Linked DNA regions of Homo sapiens: region 1 is linked to region 2. A link is a contact called in ENCODE Hi-C data. All regions are on one chromosome and are shown on one strand. The core of a region is the stretch at or near the end of the contact, and the rest is flanking DNA. Distances in the headings are between cores, read along the strand shown.

Region 1 (5,963 bases), core at 1,964-4,463, 4.4 Mb after region 2:
TAGGAAGTGGAGGTTGCAGTGAGCCGACATAGCGCCACTGCACTCCAGCCTGGGTGACAGAGCCAGACTCCATCTCAAAAAAAAAAAAAAAAAATTAGCCAATCATGAACTTCTGTCTGGATATAAACAGTGATTAAAGCTGAGTATCAAAACAATCTGAATTTAAAACAAGATTTTTAAATTGCTAGATCACACAATTTTAAACCAATATTTTAAAAAATGGAGCACACTTAAACACATGGCTCTGTAAAACACACTGTATAAAAATTTTCTTAAAGTACTTTGGTGCTATTAATTTTAAAAACTTAAACAGATTATTTTATTATTATTGTTTTGAGACAGGATCTTGCTCTGTGACCCAGGCTGGAGCAGAGTCAAACAATCATAGCAGCCTTGACCTCCTGGGCTCAAAACGATTCTCCAGCCTCAGCCTCCCGAATAGCTGGGACTACAGGTGCATGTCACCATGCCTGGTAAATTTTTTTATGTTTTGTAGAGACAGGGTCTCCCTATGTTAGCTAAGCTAGTCTTGAAGTTCTGCTTCAAGTAATCCTCTTGCCTCGGCCTCTCAAAGCCCTGGGCTTAGAGATGTGAGCCACTGTACCCGGCCGATTATTTTATTTTAGCTTATCCTTCTTGCATTTCTATTGCTGTGAATTATTTCTAAGGTGGAGTAGATAAACAAACACACACCAATGTGTCTAGACTGGAATGCAGCTCAACATTCTTATTGATGGAGAATGAATCAAAAACGGTTTTGGACGACTGCTTTACACCACCACAACATACTGAGATCTCCAAAATGCTTGGGACTCCTATGAAGATGAAAGCCAAGACAAGACTATGACCACAGTCAGAGATTACGGGACATCCGTCAATTATACGCCCTCTTTGGGCCTCAATTTTGTCATCTGTCAAAGAGCAATGATTAACGTTCCTCATGGAATTAATTCACAAGAAGAACAATGCCTGGAAAATGACATGGGTGAGGAAGCCCCAGATAAATGTTAGGTAGTGTCGTTATCATCAGATATAGCTCCAGTGTATCATCAGGAATGAACGATCCTAATCACCTGATTCAAAACTGCCTGATGCCTTCACAAAGTTTTTCATCTTTTAAAGAGTGCACACAAACTTTGTCTCACTCAGTGGCTTTCCCTGAGAAGTAAAAGACGAAAAAATGCAAATGGAGTTCTGTTCTAGGGAGAAGCTGGTTAATTATGTGTATAAATGAACTCCAGTTCCCAGCTCCTAGAATTTGGTGTGCTTCCGTGGGTTTACAGGAAGGGCAGAGAGACAGATATCTAGGTATCTGTTGCTCCAAACAATCAGCTCACAGGACACATCTCCAGGGGAAGAACTGGGGAATGTGGAGAATCAGCACTGTGAGTGGGAAGAAACGCTCCTGCTTTCCTCCATCCTAGAGACCCAAGGTGGGTGAGAACAGGGATGTGCAATTAAACAGGATTAAACAAAGGAAAGAGGCAGAAGACAGGCAGCTGCCGCGCGGTCTCAGGTGTTCGTGGCATTCTTTTGTTGGGTGATCTGGCCATCAGAACCCTACAAGCCTGAACATTCTCTGTACTACCTAAGACCTGCAGTGAGCAACAGAATCAAGTGGGGGGTACCGGGGGTTGACAACGCAAAGTGGGAGAGGGAACCGCTTAGAGGGCCGTGCATGTCATTAACGCTGTGTGCCGAGAACCATGTCCTGGGCCTCAGTCTAGAAGAGCTCTATGAAGTGAGACATGGAAGACAGCCCGTGCCACTGGGGCAGACGATGTGGTCAGCTGATGGATGCCACCTGGCTACCTGTGAGAAGACGCTGATGCTATCCCAGGACCAGACACACCTGTGGGATTCTGCTGAGCCTCCACTTCCTGCATGGGCATCCTAAGGGTGCCTGGCCCGTCACCCCACCCCACCATGGGGAAGGTGCTTTGGCATGCTGTCTTTCTTAGGGGCTACTTTTGCAACTGCCTGAACAGCAGGTGTTATGCTTCAAAAGCTTTGTGTGACTGAGAGCAGTGGGTTGAACGGTAGCCCCCAAACAGAAGTCCTCACCCATGGTACTTCTGTCTTGTTTAGAAAAAGGGTCTTTGGAGATGTAATTAAGTTAAAAATCTTGAGATGAGCTCACTTTGCCACGTGGAAACGGAGGCAGAGACTGAAGTGATGTGGCCACAAGCCCAGGGATGCCTAGAGCCCCCAGGAGCTGGGAAAGGCAGGAAGGATCCTCCCCTAGAGCCTACAGAGGGAGTGTGGCCCTGAGACACCTTGATTTCAGACTTCCAGTCTCCAGAACTGGGAGACAGTCAACTTCTGTTATTAGAAGTTGCTGAGTTTTCAGTATCTTGTGGCAGCAGCCCCAGGAAATGAACACACAGGTGCTCTGTTCTTGAATGTGAATGAGCAGAACAGACACTGCCAGGTGTTTGTGGAAGAAGACTCAAACAGGCAGAAGACAGGAATCTGCCAGAAAAAAATGACAATCCAGAGAAAAGTGGGCGAGGAAGCAACAGTCATGATAATAATTAGTATTCATGAAGACATATAAGTTACTGAGTCCTTAAAACAAAAACAGAATGCTAGAAAAGAACAATTCCCAGAAGAAGAAAGAACATATGAGGATTAAAATAAATCAGGAGAGGAGGGCCGACACAGGCAATGTCAGCTACGACACCAAGCTGTCTGGGATGCGGTTCAAGACAGTTGTGGGGGGCAGGTGGTGGACAGACGGCTGCTCTTTCTCGTTCCTTAGAAATATGTCCGGTTTGGCTGGGCATGGTGGCTCATGCCTACAATCTCAGCACTTTGGGAGGCCGAGGTGGGCGGATTACTTGAGGTCAGGAGTTGCAGACCAGCCTGACCAACATGGTGAAATCCCATCTCTACTAAAAACACAAAAATTAGCCAGGCGTGGAGGCACATGCTTGTAATCCCAGCTACTCGAGAGGCTGAGGCAGGAGAATCACTGGAACTCAAGAGACGGAGGTTGCAGTCAGCCGAGATCACACCACTGCACTCGACAGAGAAAGACTGTCTCAACAACAACAACAACAAAAAAAAAAAGAAGGAAAAAAAAAGAAATACGTCGTGATTTTTAAAACATTGACAATATTCAAATATACACAGAAAGAAACTGCCTGATTGATATTGCTTTATTTCCTGTGAGGCAGTTTCACTTCCTGAGGACTACAGAGAAACCCTGTCACCCTCCGGCCTCCATCCTCTTCCTAAGACTCAGAATCTGAGCTGTTACCTGCATCTTTGCGGGTGAAGACATAGCTCATGTGCTTTCACTTCCTGGAAACTTTACCAGGCTTCTCACACCCTTGTAACCCGCTGGGATTCACCACAACACCTCCAGCAGCTGGCTGCAGTTATTGCGGTTGTATGTATGTGGTTAGAAACTTCCACTCAAGAATGAGTCACAACCTCTGCACTCCCAAGACCCCATGCAGACATCCAGTGAATAAACTGCTTATTTCCTGCCGTCTGTTTTCCTCATCCTCGTACTCCATCCTCTCTGTTCTTAGGAATGGAAGGCAGTGGTGGGGGCAGGAATCATTCCTTTTCCTTGCAGTACATGTGTGCAGCATGGAATAGAAAGTGATTTCAGATACATAGTGGGAAGGTGAGCTAGTTTTCCTTTGACTCCATCCATGGCTTATGAAGCAAGCTGAATGCTGGCTGTGGGGGTGTGAGGATGGCCCCTGCACTACACAACAATGCTCAGAGTTTCTCAGGGTTTGTGTTTCCAATTAGGAGGCCACGCTTGGCTGGCACATGCTGGGCCCTCAATAAATATCTATGACCGATATTGAATGGACAATTAAGGCAAAGGTCATTAAAAATAACATTTGGCTATGTGAAAATCACTCAGATTCTAGATTTTAAGTGTTCTCCCCACAAAACATGATGAGAAAGTGAGATGATGCATGTGTTCATTACCTTGACGCAGCCACTCCACAATGTATACATACTTCAAAACACGTTGTGTGTGATAACTATATACGATTTCTATTTGTCAATTAAAAAATAAATAAGTTAAAAAAATAGCATCCGGTTATCCGAGTTCATGGTGGGGAGCCTTCTCATGAAGCGGTTAGCATTCTCCTTTACACAAGACAGACCTGTTACTCTCTAATAAGATGCTGCCTCCTGGAAAATGTGTACCCAGAGAGCACACACGGTCCAGCAGACGTCGCTGTTGTGGTATAGCACATGGAGGCAGGGGATAAGATTCGATGTGATTGACAGGCACATTTATCCAAGAGAAAACTTTCAAGATCTGATGGAGTAATGCAGGGTTTCCATTCTTATTTCTTGCCTACTTGAAGTTCCTTGAGCGAGCTGAAAGCACTTACTGTTGCGAGGCTTCCTAAGGAAACATCAGTTCCAGGTTCTTCACAAATGTCACACGTGATCTCACAAGGGTACCATGTTCTGAACAACACTGAGCTTTGGAATACTAGAATTGTTGGCACTTCACAATGCAAGGACTTGTCTCGCTCTCTGAACCCTGGGTTTTACGTGGGCAACTTGGCAAGTCCACGAGCCTTCGGTCATCAATGGACAGTCAGGGGCCACATGCAGGAAGCTGTTGCTGTGTGAAGAGCTGATGCCCTGAGAGAGTGACCAAGAAGGGAGAAAGATGTCTGCAGGTCAAACAGGCACCTGGGATTCCATAAAATGGATGCAAGTTAACTTTAAATCATAAGGGGTAAGCTGTGTAGGTCAGGTATTTACAAAGGGGTCCACGAAATGGATTTTAGCAAACTTCCTTTAAGTTTAACATCTGTTTAACTTTTAAAAACATATGCTGATGCATTTATTTCTTGTTCAAGATTTATCGAAGGAAACATAATTCCATGAGGACACGCTGCTACCATTGTGATAAATGGATTGGTCATGCTCAGTGACAAAAGTGTCTCCTGGACCAGACTCTACTCAGGCTGCTCTGAGTCTTTTTCTCCACAAGGCCCCCACACTGGCCTATAAAGACTTGAACAAGTTCAACAGCTCAAGGTCACACCGCTACATGACTCTAGCCCCCTTAAAGTACTTGCCTACGAAAACTCAAGGCTGCCAAAATAACTGATTGTTGGTTCCAGCCACTCCTGCAGACAAGCCTCTGTGGAAGGGCAGGAGCCTGACTTCTATCAGCACCAGTGAAACCCAGATGGCTTCACACTGACCAAACCCTCTTCCTGCTTTCTGCAATTTTCACTTCCCCAACTCTGCTGAGCCCCTGCTGACCCCTCCCTACTCCCTGAATTTCCCTTTAAAATGCCCAGTCACCTCTGGGATAATTGATGTTGAGCCCAGTTTCACATTGGTCTCTTTTCTCTATTGCAATAGTATATTATGGAAGAAAATCTGTGCTGATCGCTTTAACTACTGTCTGGCTGTGTTTATCCTTGACACTAGAAAATAACCAAAGTCAAATTCCCCAAAGCATATAGTATTCACATTCATATATATAGTTTTAAAAACTGTGACTTTAAGTATAAATTTAAAAGAAATATTAACTAATTTAGGAAATCTGGCTAATATAGATTCTTGATTTTTTATAAGTTCTGTATGTTTATCTATTAAAATGGAACCATCACTTACAAACACTACTGTGCGCTTTTTAGTTCCCTCACAGGAAACCTCTGGTAGCCACAGCCACTGTGAGTGGGCGTCTCTTAATGATTTACTGCAGAGCCATGCCTCAGGCTATCCCTCTTCTGATCTTCTCCAAGCTCTAGGGAGCATGCTTCTTTCTCAGACATCATTGATTTTGGCAGAGCACCTCCTTCCTTTTTCTAGGCCTTCCAAATGAATTCTGCTCTTTTGAAAAGGTGCTTGCTGCTAGGGAGAGGGCCCTTGGCTGTGTGCAGATCTTCAGTCCTAATTTACTAGGGACCCGGCACCAACTCAAAGCTAATATCAGGGATCGCCACTTATGGAATTTG
Region 2 (6,353 bases), core at 1,246-3,745:
TGAGGCAGGGCTTTGTAAACCAAAAATAAAATTCTTTAAGAGGCTGGAGTGGGTGGATCACTTGAGGTCAGGAGTTCCAGACTAGCCTGGCCAACATGGCGAAACCCCATCTCTACTAAAAATATAAAAATTAGCCAGGCGTGGTAGCAGGTGCCTGTAATCCCAGCTACTCAGGAGGCTGAGGCAGGAGAATCGTTTGAACCTGGGAGGTGGAGGTTGCAGTTAGTTGAGATGGTGCCACAGCACTCTAGCCTGGCCGAGAGAGTAAGACTCCGTCTCAAAAACTAAATAAATTAATAAAATAAAATAAAATTCTAAGCCCCCACCGCCCCCCACCTTCAAAACATCTGAATGGACTTCTTCCTCAGCCAGAGCTCTTTAAAAATTTAACCTGAGAGAGTGTTTCAAGCCGTGACGGGAAGCAGGGGTTGAACATGCCTCCCGGTGCCTCTCCGGCGTTAACATCCACACAGCCTTTAAGTTTGAGAAGAAACATTTTACAACCTCTTCTCTCTGACCCTAGCACCGGAAGGGTTCCTGTTCAAATAAGAACTTGAGTCTTCACAATTCTTTATCTTAACCCAGACATTCTTTTCTATTGATCCCAGGACTTTAAAGAAACCCAAGCAATTGCCAATCAGAAAATTCTAAAATCTACCTATAAGCTGGAAGCCTCCTGCTTTGGGTTGTCCCGCCTTTCTGGACAAAACCAATGTGTCTCTTAAATTTCATTGATGTCTCATGCCTCCCTAAAACGTATAACACCAAGCTGCACCCCGACCACCTTGAGGACACGTTCTCGGGACCTCCTGAGGGCTGTGTCATGGGCCATGGTCACTCATATTTGGCTCAGAATAAATCTCTTCAAATATGTTAGAGTTGGACTCCTTTCTCTTTTTTTCTTTTTTCTTTCTTTTTTTTTGAGACGGAGTCTCGCTCTGTCACCCAGGCTGGAGTGCAGTGGCCTGATCTTGGCTCACTGCAACCTCCATCTCCCCGGTTCAAGCGATTCTCTTGCCTCGGCCTCCTGAGTAGCTGGGACTACAGGTGCACACCACCACACGCGTCTAATTTTGTATTTTAGAAGAGACAGGGTTTCACCTTGTTGGTCAGGCTGGTCTCCAATTCCTGACCTCAGGTGATCCACCCGCCTCGGTCTCCCAAAGCGCTGGGATTCCAGGCGTGAGCCACCGCGCCCGGCCTAGTTTGACTCTTTTCGTGGACAGTTTGAAGTGTGGAATGCAAGAATATTCAGGGTTATTTGTCAGGCTGCAAAGTTGTTCCACTACCCTGCGGGAAAATGGATACAATTTTAGGCTTAGGTGTTAACAGATAACATTGTTAAGTGTGGGAAGGGCGACAACTGCACTGCAGCTGTGGCCAGTGGCGCGGGAGGGTGTCTAAACTCAAAGCCCACTGGAAGGCGAGTCGCCCATGACCAGGACTAGGGCCCAGGTGCCCCAGATAGAAGGCACCTCGTTCCCTATTGCCCCTCACTAACTCCCGTGACCAGGAGTCCCCACTCCCAACCTTGTCCTGGGGATTCTGGGGAGAAACTGCCCCAGCGCAGAGGCTACTCCAAGGGTTGTCCTTGGTCCGGCGCAAAGGGTTCGTCCGCCACCCTCCCGGCTGCGCACCCCGCGCTCGGACGCTCTAGAAAGGACTTGGGACGGGGGTTGCCTGTGGAGCGGGGGCCTAGGCTTCCTGAGCAGGGAGAGGATTGCACTTTGCTCCCCTTGGGGAACTCCCTGAGGTGAGCAGCGGGGAGGGGCCCCCATACTTTTCCCAGCAGGGGAGCCGGGAGTTTCCTCTGCTCCCACTGCAGAGCAGGGGAGGGTCCCTGCTAGGGGCGGAGAAGGGGCTGCAGGGGCGAGTGGGGAGGGGGGCTACACGTTTCCAAGAAGGGCGGCAGTTTCGTGTCGCTACAGTTGCAGGCGTGCATTTAGGAGGCTGTAGACAGGGAGGGACCCGCACTTTCCCGAGCAGGGGAGCTGCTGGGAAAGTTTGTTTTTTTGCTCCCACTGGAGACCAGGGGGTGAGGGGCGGAGAAGTGGCTGCAGGGGCGAGTGGGGAGAGGGGGCTCTATGTTTCCAAGAAGGGCGGCAGTTTTGTGCCACTACAGTTAAGGGCCGCCCTCGGGCGTGCATTCAGAGGGCTGTAAACCGGGAGGGACCCGCACTTTCCCGAGAACGTTGTAGTTCACTTTGCTTCGGGTCGGCGCCGCCCTGGCTACGGCCCTGTGGGTGGGTGAGGGGGCGTGGGCAGTTTCCTGAGAAGGGGCGGGGCGTGTACCGTACTCCCCTCGGCGCTGCCTGGGCCACCCCCGCCCGCCTACCCCCTCTGTCTCCTCCCCGGGCCCGGCGTTCCCGCCCCTTCTGTGCGCGCGTGGAGGCCGGGGCGGGGCGGGCGCAGCCGGCGCTGAGCTTGCAGGGCCGCTCCCCTCACCCGCCCCCTTCGAGTCCCCGGGCTTCGCCCCACCCGGCCCGTGGGGGAGTATCTGTCCTGCCGCCTTCGCCCACGCCCTGCACTCCGGGACCGTCCCTGCGCGCTCTGGGCGCACCATGGCCCGCGGGGCTGCGCTGGCGCTGCTGCTCTTCGGCCTGCTGGGTGTTCTGGTCGCCGCCCCGGGTGAGCGAGCGGAGGGATCCGGGTTGGGGGACGCGGAGGGCGCGGGCCGGGACTGGGGATCCGCTTGAGATGCGGCGTTGGGGGCGCCCCGCGGGGACACCCGGAGCCTCCTCCCTGCCCGGCAGGACGCGCTGTGCCCACGGGGGCCCAGGCCCGGAGGAGGCGCCCACTTTCTCCCCAACGCTTTTCCTGGAGCCGTTCCAGAGAGAAAAGTCAGCGTTTGTTGTCGGAGTTGCAAACTCTTACATGTGGGGCGGCCTTGGGAGAGGTGCGTCCGATTTTTCCCAATCTAGGGGACCTTCTTACAGATCTCTCTCCCTTTGCATGAGCCCCTCACCCCACCCCGTTATCTACCCCCAGGGTTTGGGGACCTGCGTCTTCAGGCCGCGCGCGGAGGCCGCCCTGGAGTTGCCTGTCACAGCCACGCCCTGCGTCCCGGGCCTAAATTTGGAATCGCTAGGAGCCTGAGACCCGGGTGGTGGGGGGAAGGGAAGGAAAAGTTAGAAAAAAACTTTGAGCCCTGAAAATGTTCAAAAATACTCTGTGGATGCGGGCTCCGGGAATTTCAGCGCGTGCTGTGCGCCAAGCAACACGGGGCGCAGAAAGAAACGTGTGCTTACCAAATTGTCCATCTGCGGCGGTGGAGAATTCGGAAAACAGAAAAAGTGGGCAGGGAAGAAAGAGCCACGGTCACCCTCCCACGCCCTAAACCGGGCCTATTTCTAATTATTACTTTAATCATGTTTTTCTGTTTCCCTCCCTTTGAAACGGAAACGGAGACCCTGCCGGATGTGGTATGTTATAAATTCTTTTTTCATGTTATAAATTCTTTTTTCAATGGTCAGTGCATTTTTTGCTCTTCGTATGGGCAGGCTTTTAAGTAGACCGGCTTGCGGGCAGTGTGGACTTCAGGACGGGCCTTATCAGGGCTGGACGTATTTAGGAAGGAGACGCGGGAACGCCCGGCCCTGGGGAGGACGGAGGAGGCCCGATTTGTGTTGATAGGATCTAGCTCAGCCTAGAGCTGCGGTGACTAGGCCGGGTCTCTATTTTTAGGGAGGAGTTGCTAATGGATTTACACCCTCTTTAAAGGGGTCCCGGGTATCCTAGAAATTGTGCTTTCACTTGGTAGAGATTAGAGATAATGAAGCCTGCTCCGTAGAGGAAAACTTGGAGGACTTTCCAGCCTGCAGGGGAGGTTCCAAGCAGAGCTTCCTGTTTCTCCCTTTTCTTCCTAAATGTCCTTCTTGCGGGCAACCTGTCACCACGGACGGGATGGCTCTGTAGGGTTTTATCAGCTGCATTTGTTCCCCAGGCACCTGCAGATGAACGGGTTTTTCACTTGTCTCTCTGCGAATGCATTCCTTCATCCTTCATGCCTGCCTTCCTTCTTTTGCACCTACTGTGGGCTTGGGGTCAGGGAAATATATCCAAGGGAGTGCTGGTGGCCTAAGAATTCAGTTTCCTGGAGAACAGAGGCATCTGAACAGGCAGACGGGAGACAGGGCCACAGGGACCTTTATAGTTCCATCACGAAATAACTCAGGGGTTCCCAGTGGTAAATCTTGGTGAGGGGCTTGGCTGGATTTTGAAGCCCTAGGGACAGATTTGCCGGCTGGTCTGGCGTTCCAGGTCATTGGAGCAGAGTGAGTGGAAAGCCTTATATTCTCTAAGCCCCAAACAAGTCGTTGCACAGTTTTTTTGTTTTTGTTGGTGGTGGTGGTTTTTTTTTTTTGGACGGAGTTTCACTCTGTCACCAGTCTGGAGTGTAGTGGCACGATGTCGGCTCATTGGCGTTGCACAGTTTTTAAACCCACAGCAGTGTTCATCTGGAACTCCTGATTTTGGAAGCAGACTGGGCTTAGGAACTCCAGCTGCTGATGCTTTGAGTAAAGGGAAGAGTACCTGTCTATGGGGTGGGTGGGTAGGGAAGAGCAGTGGGATAGGGGCATAACAGGGGCCAACCTATCCTTCCAATTGCAGAGGAGGGCCTGGCCGTCAGCACTGATGGATCTCCTTGAGGGACGCTTCTCACCCCTTCTTTGCAGTCTGACCCTGCTAGAGATGGAGACAGAAACAGCCTGTCCCAATAATATTAATACACGTTTCATCGGGAAAGTTGACTTTTGAGTTGGTGATGCTCAGAACACACTTTCTTATAGCAACGTGCATCAGGCTGCAAAACCCCGTTGAGCCTGAAGTAGGTTCTCAGACTGGTGCTGATAGCTCTGGCCTGATCTCAGAGTGTTGGGGACCCTGTGTTCCTTGGTTCCTTCATAAATTCTCAGGGGTACAGGTGGGATGTGGTGAGGGATGGATGGACAGAGGGAGGTGTATAGAGGAAAAGAGGAGGCTTCAGCTTTGTAGAGAGCAGGATGTCCCCACAGGGCGACGTTGGCCCCGAGGAGACACTTTGTGATGGTTGCAGACATTTTTGGTTGCCACCCTGGGGTGGGACATCCCACCATCCTGCAATGGGTGGGGCAGCTTAGGGAAGCTGCTCAGAATCTTTCAAGGGCCAGGACGGCCTCCAGCACAAAGAATTCATCTGGTCCCAAATGCCAGTGGTGTTGAGGGTGGAAAACCCTGAGGAGGGCTTGGGAGTTGCATGTATGCGCTGATTCAGGGCTGCCCCTGCAGTTAGGAGCCTGCCGTCCCGACAGTAGAGTCGCACACATCCGATGCATCCCTGCTCTCTGGCAAAGGCTGATTTGCCCCACCCCCCGGGGCAACGGCACAGCGGCCTGTGCGGTTTGAAAAACTCCAAACATCTACGGAACCGACATCTCTTGAACAATACCAGGCCTCTTCAGGATTCCCTCGCCCCAGTAGAGCAAGTGTGGGCTTCGTTGTTTTTTTTTTTTTTTAACTCTCTCCAGAGCTCTTGTCTCCTGCCCCTGTGGGTGTGTGTGGAAGTTATTAGGAGAATGTTTCTGGGCAGAGGAAGTGGGTTTTATCATCCAGCGAGTTTGCCTTGATTTTCCATCAGCGCGTTTGGCTCTGGTAAAAGTTGATTGCTTTGCATTTAACTCCCTACTTTAGGCCGAGCACGGTGACTCAGGCCTGTAAATCCCAGCACTTTGAGAGGCCGAGGGCCGGTGGGTCACATGAGGCCAAGAGTTCGAGACCAGCCTGGCCAACATGGCAAAACCCCGACTCTACTAAAAATACAAAAATTAGCCGGGCGTGGTGGTGAGCGCCTATAATCCCAGCTACTCAGGAGGCTGAGGCAGGAAAATCACTTCAGCCCGGGAAGCAGAGGTTGCAGTGAGCTGAGATCGTGTCACCGCATTATGGCCTGGGTAACAGAGAGAGACTCAGTCTCAAAGAAAAAAAAAAACTTCCTGCTTTAGCTCTTTCTCCTTTCTCTGTGTATGAGACAGAGTTTTCATGTAAAGACAAATACATGTCTTTACACTTTGGAGATACTCAAGTAAATGATTGTTTGTCTGGAAATCATTTTTCTTCCTGAAGGTCCTATGGTGGGTACATGCTGTCATTTAGAAAGAAATGCAGCTCATACAATACTTTTCCCAATTCAGCATTTAGGAATCATGGCGGGATTTCATGGATACTGTCTGGAATGTTTTCGGACTCAGATATCTTCCCCCGGGGAAATAGACTTCTCAGTAGCCACGTGGACCTTGTGCTGGTTTTCAGTCCTGCTGAAAATGTTCTGAGCACTCTTGTTACTTTAGGGGAAAAGAATTACGTGTCCTTTGTGA

The links. Hi-C counts contacts between places; a loop is a spot of excess contacts on that map. Pooled maps may share reads with other maps.
Region 1: a map with no recorded cell type shows a loop between it and region 2 (10-fold over the local background). The contact joins the enhancer-like site here to the promoter of CD99 in region 2. A Hi-C loop is called at or near these places in 2 of 37 single-sample maps with no recorded cell type and 7 of 50 pooled maps.

What each region holds. Positions count from the first base shown.
Region 1 is chrX:7,080,843-7,086,805 of GRCh38, forward strand. The region is part of intron 2 of PUDP (pseudouridine 5'-phosphatase); the gene reads right to left. Among named protein-coding and RNA genes, the nearest start is that of STS, 64 kb to the right of the region's middle. RefSeq lists enhancers at 1,297-1,797, 1,798-2,298, 2,418-2,487. Within about 2 kb of position 3,214, at least 9 of the 41 ENCODE cell types and tissues checked have a DNase peak (open chromatin) inside an H3K27ac peak, as active enhancers do.
Region 2 is chrX:2,688,800-2,695,152 of GRCh38, forward strand. CD99 (CD99 molecule (Xg blood group)) reads left to right here and starts at 2,496. Exons shown (of 10, transcript NM_002414.5): 1 at 2,496-2,628. The coding sequence starts at 2,562.